2 separate regions of the Homo sapiens genome follow, and region 2 is linked to region 1. A link is an interaction called in ENCODE POLR2A ChIA-PET data of the cell type or tissue named here. Cell type or tissue: PC-9. All regions are shown on one strand. Each heading gives the region's core, and the rest is flanking DNA. Links, peaks and the distances in the headings are about the cores only.

Region 1 (4,392 bases), core at 217-4,216:
GTGAGCCAAGATCACGCCACTACACTCCAGCCTGGGTGACGGAGCAAGACTCGGTTTCAAAAAAAAGCAAGGGGATGAGAATGAGGGGAATGAGGGGTGAAACAGGGGCATGACATCCCCTGAGACTCATGTTCTCAAACTCACTGTGTGGCGGCTGAAACATCAGGGAGGTGACCCCCAGCCCTCACCTTCAGCCATGACCCTGGGCTACATCCTGACCCCGGACTGAACCCTGACACTCAGCCTGAGACCCCCATCTCTGTCCCAGGCTTGTAGAGCGCTGGCCATGCCCAACCTGATGCCCTTCCCCCTGCTTGCGCTGGACTCTGCATGTTCTCAGGAGAAGGAAGTGAGTGAACTCCTGACCCTCCATCCTTCCTGTCTGCTGGTAACTTCCTCCGAACCCACACAGCAACTGAGAACATGGGTCTCAGGGAGACCCAGAGTACGCATGGTGAAGCGCCTGCTCTACCGCTCGTTCCCCATCCCCTTGCTTTGACAGATGTCAGCGAGGCAGGGCTGGCTGGAGTCCACCGGCCACTGAGGAGCCAGGACTGGGTTCCAGTCCTGCCTGCTGACCCACCAGGGGCCCTAGACCAGCTCCTTCCCGACTCTGAGCCCCAGTCTCCCGACTTGTCCTGTGGATTCCCTGCCTTCCCATATTTTCCAGGCTCACAGCAGGGTTTGGAGGTAGACTGAGGGTAAGGGTGAGGTCCAGACCCCCTGTGCCCGGTACGCAGTGTGTTGAATGAGTAGAAGCCTGGAGGCGGTGGGGCTGGTGCTGACATGGAGAAAGGAAGAGAGGAGGCTCCACACTAGGAACAGGAAAAGTCATGGAAGCTGGACCCAGAGGAGTGAGAGGGAGTTAATGAGGCTGGAACATCAAGGAGGCCTCCCTGGAGGAGGTGAAGGAGGTGAGGAGGCTGAGTGAGGCTAGAGTATCAGGGAGGCCTCCCTGGAAGAGAGGGCAGGAGACAGTGAGTGCGGCTGTGGCACAAGGAGGCCTCCCTGGAGGAGGTGAGAGGGGACAGGGAGTGGGGCTGTGGCACAGGGAGGCCTCCCTGGAGGAGGTGAGAGAGGACAGAGAGTGGGGCTGTGGCATAAGGAGGCCTCCCCAGAGGAGGTGAGAGGCTGTGGCATAGGGAGGCCTCCCTGGAGGAGGTGAGAGGGACAGTGAGTGGGGCTGGAGCTTCGGGGAGAGCTTGGAAACCAGACAGCATAGGAAGGAGGAAGCCAAAGCTGGGAACACCCTCCAGGACCCGCCAGGCTCCTCCCAGCAGGTGGCCCACCCCTCCGCCCCTTCCCCTCACTCCGCATGCCTTGTTTTTCCCTCCCGAATGTAAGTTTCATGAGATTAGGACGCTCATCTGCCTTGTCTCCAAAAGATCATCAGTGCCTGGCATGTGATAGGAACTCGATAAATATTTGTTGAATAAATGAGTGGTTGCCATAGTGATCGTTACAGCCCTGTCCCCATTAGACAGATGAGAAAGCAGCCTCAGAGAGGCAACCCCAGCAAGCCTCAGGCCCCAGCACATATAACAGAATGAACTCCAGAGTCAGGAGCTCCTGCTTTTTGGCCCTAGGCAGGGACTACGGGACTCAGAGCCGCCACAGGCAGAAGCCACAGGCTGCCCGGGCCCATAAAATTTGCGTATTTCCTTGAGGTTGCCATTCCAGCAAGAGGCCATCCTCCTTTACCCTTGAACACCTTTCCCTGCTTTTCTTAGATAGGTAGAGGGAGGCCCAGCGGGTGGGGATGGGCCCGGGGTCACCCAGCAAGTCGGGGCAGAAGGTTTCCTGTTCCAGCCTGAGCCCTGTTACCCGGTTTGGCGCCCAGGCTCTGAAGCCAGGCAGCCAGGCTGCACCCTTTCCTGGCTGGGAGCCCGTGAGCAGGTGGCTTCGCCTCTGTGCCTTGGGTTTTCCTCGCCCGCAAGATGGGGTTCTAGCGGGCCTCACCTCACCGCACGTGGTGAGATGCTGAGGAGGGAACGCCCGTAAGGCGCTCAGAACAGTGCCTGCCACTAAGGAGGCCGTAAAAGTGAGTTGTTGTTGTGCGGCTGCTGTTGTGATTGCTCGGGACACGCTGAGGCCCAGATGGATGCGCGGGCGGGCGGAAGGCGGCCGCGAGGGCTGACGTCAGGCTCCCCATCCCTCCCTCCCGCCTGGATCAAATTCAGGTGACTAAGCGCGTCTGCGAGGGAGGCGGCCGGCCGGGGAGGCCCGAGGTTCCTGCCGCGTGTCCGGGAGACAGGGCCTGGCGCCCCGGCCGCGTGTGTGAGGGCGTGTGTCCCCACAGGAGGGAATATGTGTGCGCAGGCTGTGGACCAGGGTGGTGGCGTGTGTGTGTGTGTGTGTGTGTTGTGGGTCCCCACACAGGAGCGCACTGCATGGAGATGAAAACCTCGGTGTGATGTGTGTGTGCGCAGGTGTGTTTATGCGCCTGTGTGCCTGCAGGTCTCCGTGTACCTATGCCCAGGGTAGGGGGGTGGTCCGCGCCCCTGGGGGCCCTGGGAGCCTGATCCCAGAGCTCATATCTGGACTTTTCCCCATAGTCACTGGTCCCACCAGCCTGGCACTGCCTGCTGGGCTGGATTCTGTGCCCCGGGCGGAAACCCAGGCCCATCTGGAGGCTCACACAGGGGGTGTCTCAAGGCCCTTCCCAAGCTCAGGCCTTAGTAGATACTCTGTAGAAACTTAATTCGGTGGATAACTAGGGCCATGTGGGCAAACAGAAAGATGGACAGACAGGCCGGGAACCAGGCCCATGGTACAGCGAAGGATTCCTGTGGGCATGGGCACTGGCTTAGTCCTGCGGCCGTGAACAGCCAGACTCAAGCCCTCCCTCATTGGGAAAAACTACTGCAATCCTGTCCCCCCAGACTGGGGATCTGCTGCCTCGGACAAGTCATCGAGCCTCTTGGAGCCTCTGTTTCCTAACACGTGCATCAAGCAGAAGGCCACTGTCCTGCCAACTCCCAGGGCGATGGAAGGAACAGAATGAGGTGTGGACACAGGAGTAGTTTGTGCCACAGCACTGTGGGGCTGGGATGTGGCTGTGTCTAGAAGCGTCCAAGAGAGCCTTGATGTGCAAGGTCCAACCCCACCTCTGCCCCCAGCTCCAAGATGGCCTGGCACATATCCCCCACCCAGGTTTTTCCTCCCAGGCTGTGCCCCACCCCCCAAGCGTCTGGCCACTCCCAAGGAATGTGGGCCCCCGGCTCCAGACGCCCACTTGGCCTGGCTTCTTCCACAGGACATGCCCCATCCAGCTGCATCCCTCAAAGGAGCCCCAGAGCAGGCAGACCCTGCTGCCATCCACGCGGGTTCAAGTAGCTCCACCTGGGAGCTGGTCAGGCCCTGGTCAGGCCTCATTCTGAGCGCTGGAAGGCCGCTGTGAACCCCAGTGCCAAGCCGAGGCAGGGGACCAGCTACATCCAGGCGAGGGGATGGACAGCCGTGACCAGCAGAGGACCGAACAGAAGGGAAAGCCGCAGAGGTGGCGGCCACCCAGGCCAGACACAGAAGGTGGTCCTCCCATGCCTGGGCCGCCTCACTGGAGCTGTGTTTATGATCCTGGCGAGTATCTGGATGGCCCTGGCAACGGGTGCCCTCCGCAGCTCCCGCCCCCACCCGGGATGACTCAGTCCCCTTGAGGGAGGCCCAGGCGTCTGGTGCCAAGTCATGCTTGACGACTCCTGCTGTGAGGACGCCCGCTCCCACCATCCCTGGGGAGCCCCCAAGCACCAATACGGGCTGTTGCCTGACTCAGCACAGCTACCCCCAGCGCATCGTCCTGGCCCACCCACGGAGGCTGATGGTCTCCAGGCCTCATCCTCTGCCCCTCCTCATCCTCCACACCAGGTCTGTGCCTCCAGCCCCACTCTTTCCAGCTAGCTGCCACCTCCCCGTCCATGTTCCCGAGCAGCTCAGATCCAACAGGCCCCAGATTCAACTCAGCATCTTCCCCAAACCTGCTCGTCCTCCTCTGTCTCCATTGCGAGACGGGTACCACACCCTCCCCATTCTTTCCTGACCCAGGTCAGCAATCCGGGAGCCCTCCTTGTCACTCGTCCTTTCCCTGTTGCCCACCCTTGCTCCCCACAACCCCACACTTACTCTCCACTGCAGCCACACCACAGCTTCCCAAATTGCATACTCTGTTCTGCTGCCAGGCCTCAGTACAAGCTGTGCCTTCTGCCAGGAACACACCTCCCTCTCCTCTGCTGCCTGGAGGACAGCTCAGACATCGCCTCTTCTGAGCCCTCCTTGATCTCCCCACTACCTGCTGGGTGAGCTCACCAAGTCAAACCCCTTAGAAGTCCAGATTCTACCCACTGCTTCGTTTCCCACTATGTGGGTCTTCCCTGACTCCAGGCTAACACCTCCACC
Region 2 (4,392 bases), core at 95-4,094, 170 kb before region 1:
AGTGAAGTCCTAGGCTTTGAGAATAGGGAGGTACCATAGCAACAAAGAGGGAGGAAGAACAGAAAGAGGGCTGGAATATTCTACAGGAGAAGGAGGGGGACTCAAGACCCTGGGTTTGGGAAGTGAAAGGAAGTCCCAAGGTGACTCGGGAAACAGGCCAGATGTGAGTAGAAGAAATGTCCCTATTTCTCAAAGCCACCTCCCTTTATCTTCTTCTAAACCCACAGATTCCCAAAAGTGCCCCAAAGATGCCCAAGTAGAGGTTAAGGGAGAAGCAAGGCACCGGGTACTACTGTTTGCAGCAAACACGGATGCTGGCCTGCCCAGGGGCCCCTCTCTCCTTTTGGATTTTATTCAGGAATCATCGTTGGTCTCAGGTGATCATGACACAGCTATTCTCCTTTGCCAGTGACTGACATGAGATTCAGATCTCACTAATAAGATGTAAGAGGATGTCTCCTGGGAGCTTTTGGAAACTGTTTCATCCCTGAAAAGGGAAGGCACATGAAGAAAAATCCAACATCCTTTTGCTACTGACTTCTTGCTTCCTGTTTTGTATCCTGCCATGTGAAAATACAGCATTTGGAGATGTGGCAACTTTGTGCTGGCCATGAAGGAATGCGTCCCCCACACGGCAGAGTACAAGGACCAAAGAAGCCAGGCCATCGCCCCAGGCCGGCCTCCCTCACTGGATAAACAGCATATGCCCTTATGCTGCATGAGCTGGATTTTCCCTTTCTTGTGGCTGAAATGCATTTGGATACAGTTTGTTTATACTCATAGAGTCACTGTAAGTCAGGGGCTTATTGTCAGGAACTACTTAACACTTTGCTTAGGATATTGGATTTAAAGAAAGGAATTTTGGGGAATCCATGCTATAGAAATAAAAGTATCAGTAAGTAAGAGGGGGAAACATACAAATTTAAAATGTGCACATAAGAAACTTAATAGTAACTCCTCCCTGCTGGGGGCATGGGAAGGGAGAAATGAAGGAACAATTATTTTTCATTTGGTACCATTCTCTGTATGGCTTGGATTTTCTTGCTATTATTTTTATTTGTTAAAATCTGGGCAGTGCAATAATGGGGCACTTCTATTTCTTCCGTTTTCTGTATTTTCCATTTCCCTCTATTTTCTGTATTAGAAATACACTACTTAGCCGGACATGGTGGCTCATGCCTGTAATCCCAGCACTTTGGGAGGTCAAGGCGGGCAGATCACCTGAGGTCAGAAGTTCGAGACCAGCCTGGCCAACATGGTGAAATCCTGTCTCTATTTAAAAAAAATAAATAAATTAGCCAGGCATGGTGGTGGGCACCTGTAATCCCAGCTACTCGGGAGGCTGAGGAAGAAGAATCACTTGAACTGGGGAGGTGGAGGTTGCAGTGAGCCGAGATGGCACCAACGGACTCCAGCCTGGGCGACACAGTGAGATTCTTCCTCAAAAAAAAAAAAAAAAAAAAAGAAAAGAAAAGAAAAAGAAATACACTACTTAAAAATAAAAGGAAATGTTATATTGGCATGTCTAGAGAATTGCTCCTTTCTCCTCCTCCAGGGAGGAAAACAGAGGACCTTATATTTAGCAATCCAGCATCACTCTCCTGACATTCCCTCTAGTAGAGAATCATGCCTAACTAAAGAGCTCAGAGCTCACAGATAGATCACCTCTGAAGCCATGTCCAGGCAAGGGTCAACAAGAATGAAAACACAGGGTAACACACAAAGCATTCAGTCCACAAATCACAGGCATCAGTCTGACTTCTAGTCATACTTTTGCAAAAAGAATTCCAAGAGTTCCAGTATCTAGTCTAAATCTTATAAAAGATTTATGCATTCCTGAGTACTGTTTAATACTATAACTAAACACTGATACAGCACACTAAGACAGTTACTGGATACAAAAAACAATTTCTCACTTAGGTAATTCATTTTTTATTTATTTATTTATTTTTTGAGACTGAGTCTCACTCTATCACTGAGGCTGGAGTGGAGTGGTGTGATCTCGGCTCACTGCAACCTCTGCCTCCCAGATTCAAGCGATTCTCGTGCCTCAGCCTCCCAAGTAGGTGGGATTACAGGCACCCACCATCATGTCCGGCTAATTTTTGTATTTTTGGTAGACAGGGTTTCTCCATGTTGGCCAGGCTTGTGTTGAACTTCTGACCTCAGGTGATCCACCTGTCTCGGCCTCCCAAAGTGCTAGGATTACAGGCGTGAGCCACCTGCGCCCAGCTGCGAAATTTTTTTTTTTAATCAATCCATTTTCAAATCAAAGTATATACTGCAGATTCCAGCCTAGTTATTTCAACTCAGAACTCCTCAGCTTAGGCCTCTTAATTGCCTTATTTCATAAGAAGCTGACTCACTCAAAGGTCACAAAGGCAGCGATGGCAGAGCCAAGATCAGAAGTGTTAAGGCTGAAAACAGGAAGAGGGCAACAGAATGTCTGTGGAGGTGCTCAAAGGTTAGGCACAATTTTCCTTGGGCACTACTCAGAAGCCAGCCAGGAATTACCTTAGTTCTGTGGTTCTCTGCATTCAGTCCCTCATATAGAGATTTGTTGAAAGATATTTCACCAAGGATCTGCAGTTCAGTTACATCTTTTAGTAACTAGAAGATGGGGAAAGGAATGAGGGAAACAAAACATATTTTAGACATGAACTCACTGTGTTTGAACAGCCTTCACCACCTTTCCCTTTAAAGGTATTCCTGGGCTTAGTTAATGGCCCTAACGTACACAACACTACATAAAGTTACCCAAACAAGACATCTGCAGTTATTCTTCAACTTCCTTTTTTTTTTTTTTTGAGATGGAGTTTCGCTCTTTCGCCCAGGCTGGAGTGAAGTGGTGCGATCTCGGCTCACTGCAACCTCCACCCCGTCAGGTTCAAGCGATTCTCCTGCCTTAGCCTCCCGAGTAGCTGGAATTATGGGCATGTGCCACCATGCCAGGCTAATTTTTGTATTTTTAGTAGAGATGGGGTTTTGCCATGTTGGCCAGGCTTGTCTCGAACTCCTGACCTCAGATGATCTACCCACCTCGGCCTCCCAAAGTGCTGGGATTACAGGCGTGAGCTGCCGCGCCTGGCCTTTTCTTCAACTTCTTTTCCCTTGTGCCATCCAAAGTCAGTTCTTGACTGACTGACTTATTTTTGAGACAGGATCTCGCTCTGTCACCCATGCTGGAGTGCAATGGCATGATCATGGGTCACTATAGCCTCAACCTTCCAGGCTCAAGTGATCCTCCCACCTCAGTCTCCTGAGTAGCTGAGACCACAGGTGCACCCCACCACACTGGGCTAATTTTTGTATTTTTTGTAGAGATGGGGTTTTACCATGTTGCCCAGGCTGGTCTCAAACTCCTGGGCTCAAGCAATCCACCCACCTTAGCCTCCCACAGTGCTGAGATTACAGGCATGAGCCACCACACCCAGCTTATTCATTTTATTTAACGTAAGAGATTTTTCCTTTTTTTTTTTTTTTTTTTTTTTTTTTTTGAGACAAGGTCTCACTCTGTTACTCGGGCCGGAATGGAGTGGCTCAATCATAGCTCACTGAAGCTTCAAATTCCTGGGCTCAAACGATACTCCTGCCTCAGCCTCCCAAGTAGCTGGGACTACAGGCATGAGCCACCATGCGTGGCTAATTTATGTATTTATTTATTTTTAAGAAATGGGGTTTCACTATGCTGCCCAGGCTGATCTTGAACTCCTGGCCTCAAGCAATCCTCCCGCCTCAGCCTCCCAAAGTGTTGGGATGACAGATGTGAGCCACCACACTCACAATTCTTTTTTTTTAAATTATTTCTTGTATCTGTCCCTTTCTTTTCCACCCCCATTGCTACTTCTTCAGTTGAGACCTCACAAATGTCACCTGGATCACTGTAAAACATTAAACTTGATCACTTGATCACTAGTTCCCACTTTAGAATAAGTGATCAGGGAAGGCCTCTCTAAGAAAATAACACGTGTGGCCGGGTGTGGTGGCTCATGCCTGTAATCCCAGCACTTCGGGAGGCTGAGGTGGGTAGATCATCTGAGGTCAGGAGTTCAAGACCAGCCTGACCAACACGATGAAACCCCATCTCTACTAAAAATACAAAATTAGCCGGGCGTGGTGGCTCACGCCTGTAATCCCAGCACTTTGGGAGGCCAAGGAGGGCGGATCACCTGAGGTCAGGAGTTCAAGACCAGCCTCACCAACATGGAGAAACCCCATCTCTACTAAAAATACAAAATTAGCCGGGTATGGTGGCGCATACCTGTAATCCCAGCTACTTGGGAGGCTGAGGCAGGAGAATCGCTTGAACCCGGGAGGCGGAGGTTGCAGTGAGCCGAGATCGTGCCATTGCACAACAAGAGCGAAACTCCGTCTTGAAAGAAAGAAAAGAAA

What was found. ChIA-PET counts read pairs that join two places held together with the same protein. Peaks named below come from ENCODE experiments on the same cell type or tissue, not always from the same donor. Only the 100,000 strongest peaks of a DNase experiment are listed, where the experiment ranks them.
Region 2: POLR2A ChIA-PET joins it to region 1 with 27 read pairs; 4 of 35 experiments call an interaction of 5 or more read pairs at or near these places.

Annotation. Positions count from the first base shown.
Region 1 is chr17:3,886,574-3,890,965 of GRCh38, forward strand. The region is part of intron 1 of CAMKK1 (calcium/calmodulin dependent protein kinase kinase 1); the gene reads right to left. Among named protein-coding and RNA genes, the nearest start is that of CAMKK1, 4.3 kb to the right of the region's middle. RefSeq lists enhancers at 1,500-2,019, 2,020-2,541. In PC-9, for the core only: no CTCF peak of the experiment used is centred there; DNase peaks (open chromatin) are centred at 1,848, 2,138 and 3,638; H3K4me3 peaks cover 1,167 bases; H3K27ac peaks cover 3,070 bases.
Region 2 is chr17:3,717,793-3,722,184 of GRCh38, forward strand. It overlaps ITGAE (integrin subunit alpha E), which reads right to left. Exons shown (of 31, transcript NM_002208.5): 29 at 2,515-2,610. It also overlaps a transcript of P2RX5 not described here. Among named protein-coding and RNA genes, the nearest start is that of HASPIN, 3.9 kb to the right of the region's middle. In PC-9, for the core only: no CTCF peak of the experiment used is centred there; DNase peaks (open chromatin) are centred at 2,369 and 2,649; H3K4me3 peaks cover 925 bases; H3K27ac peaks cover 2,592 bases.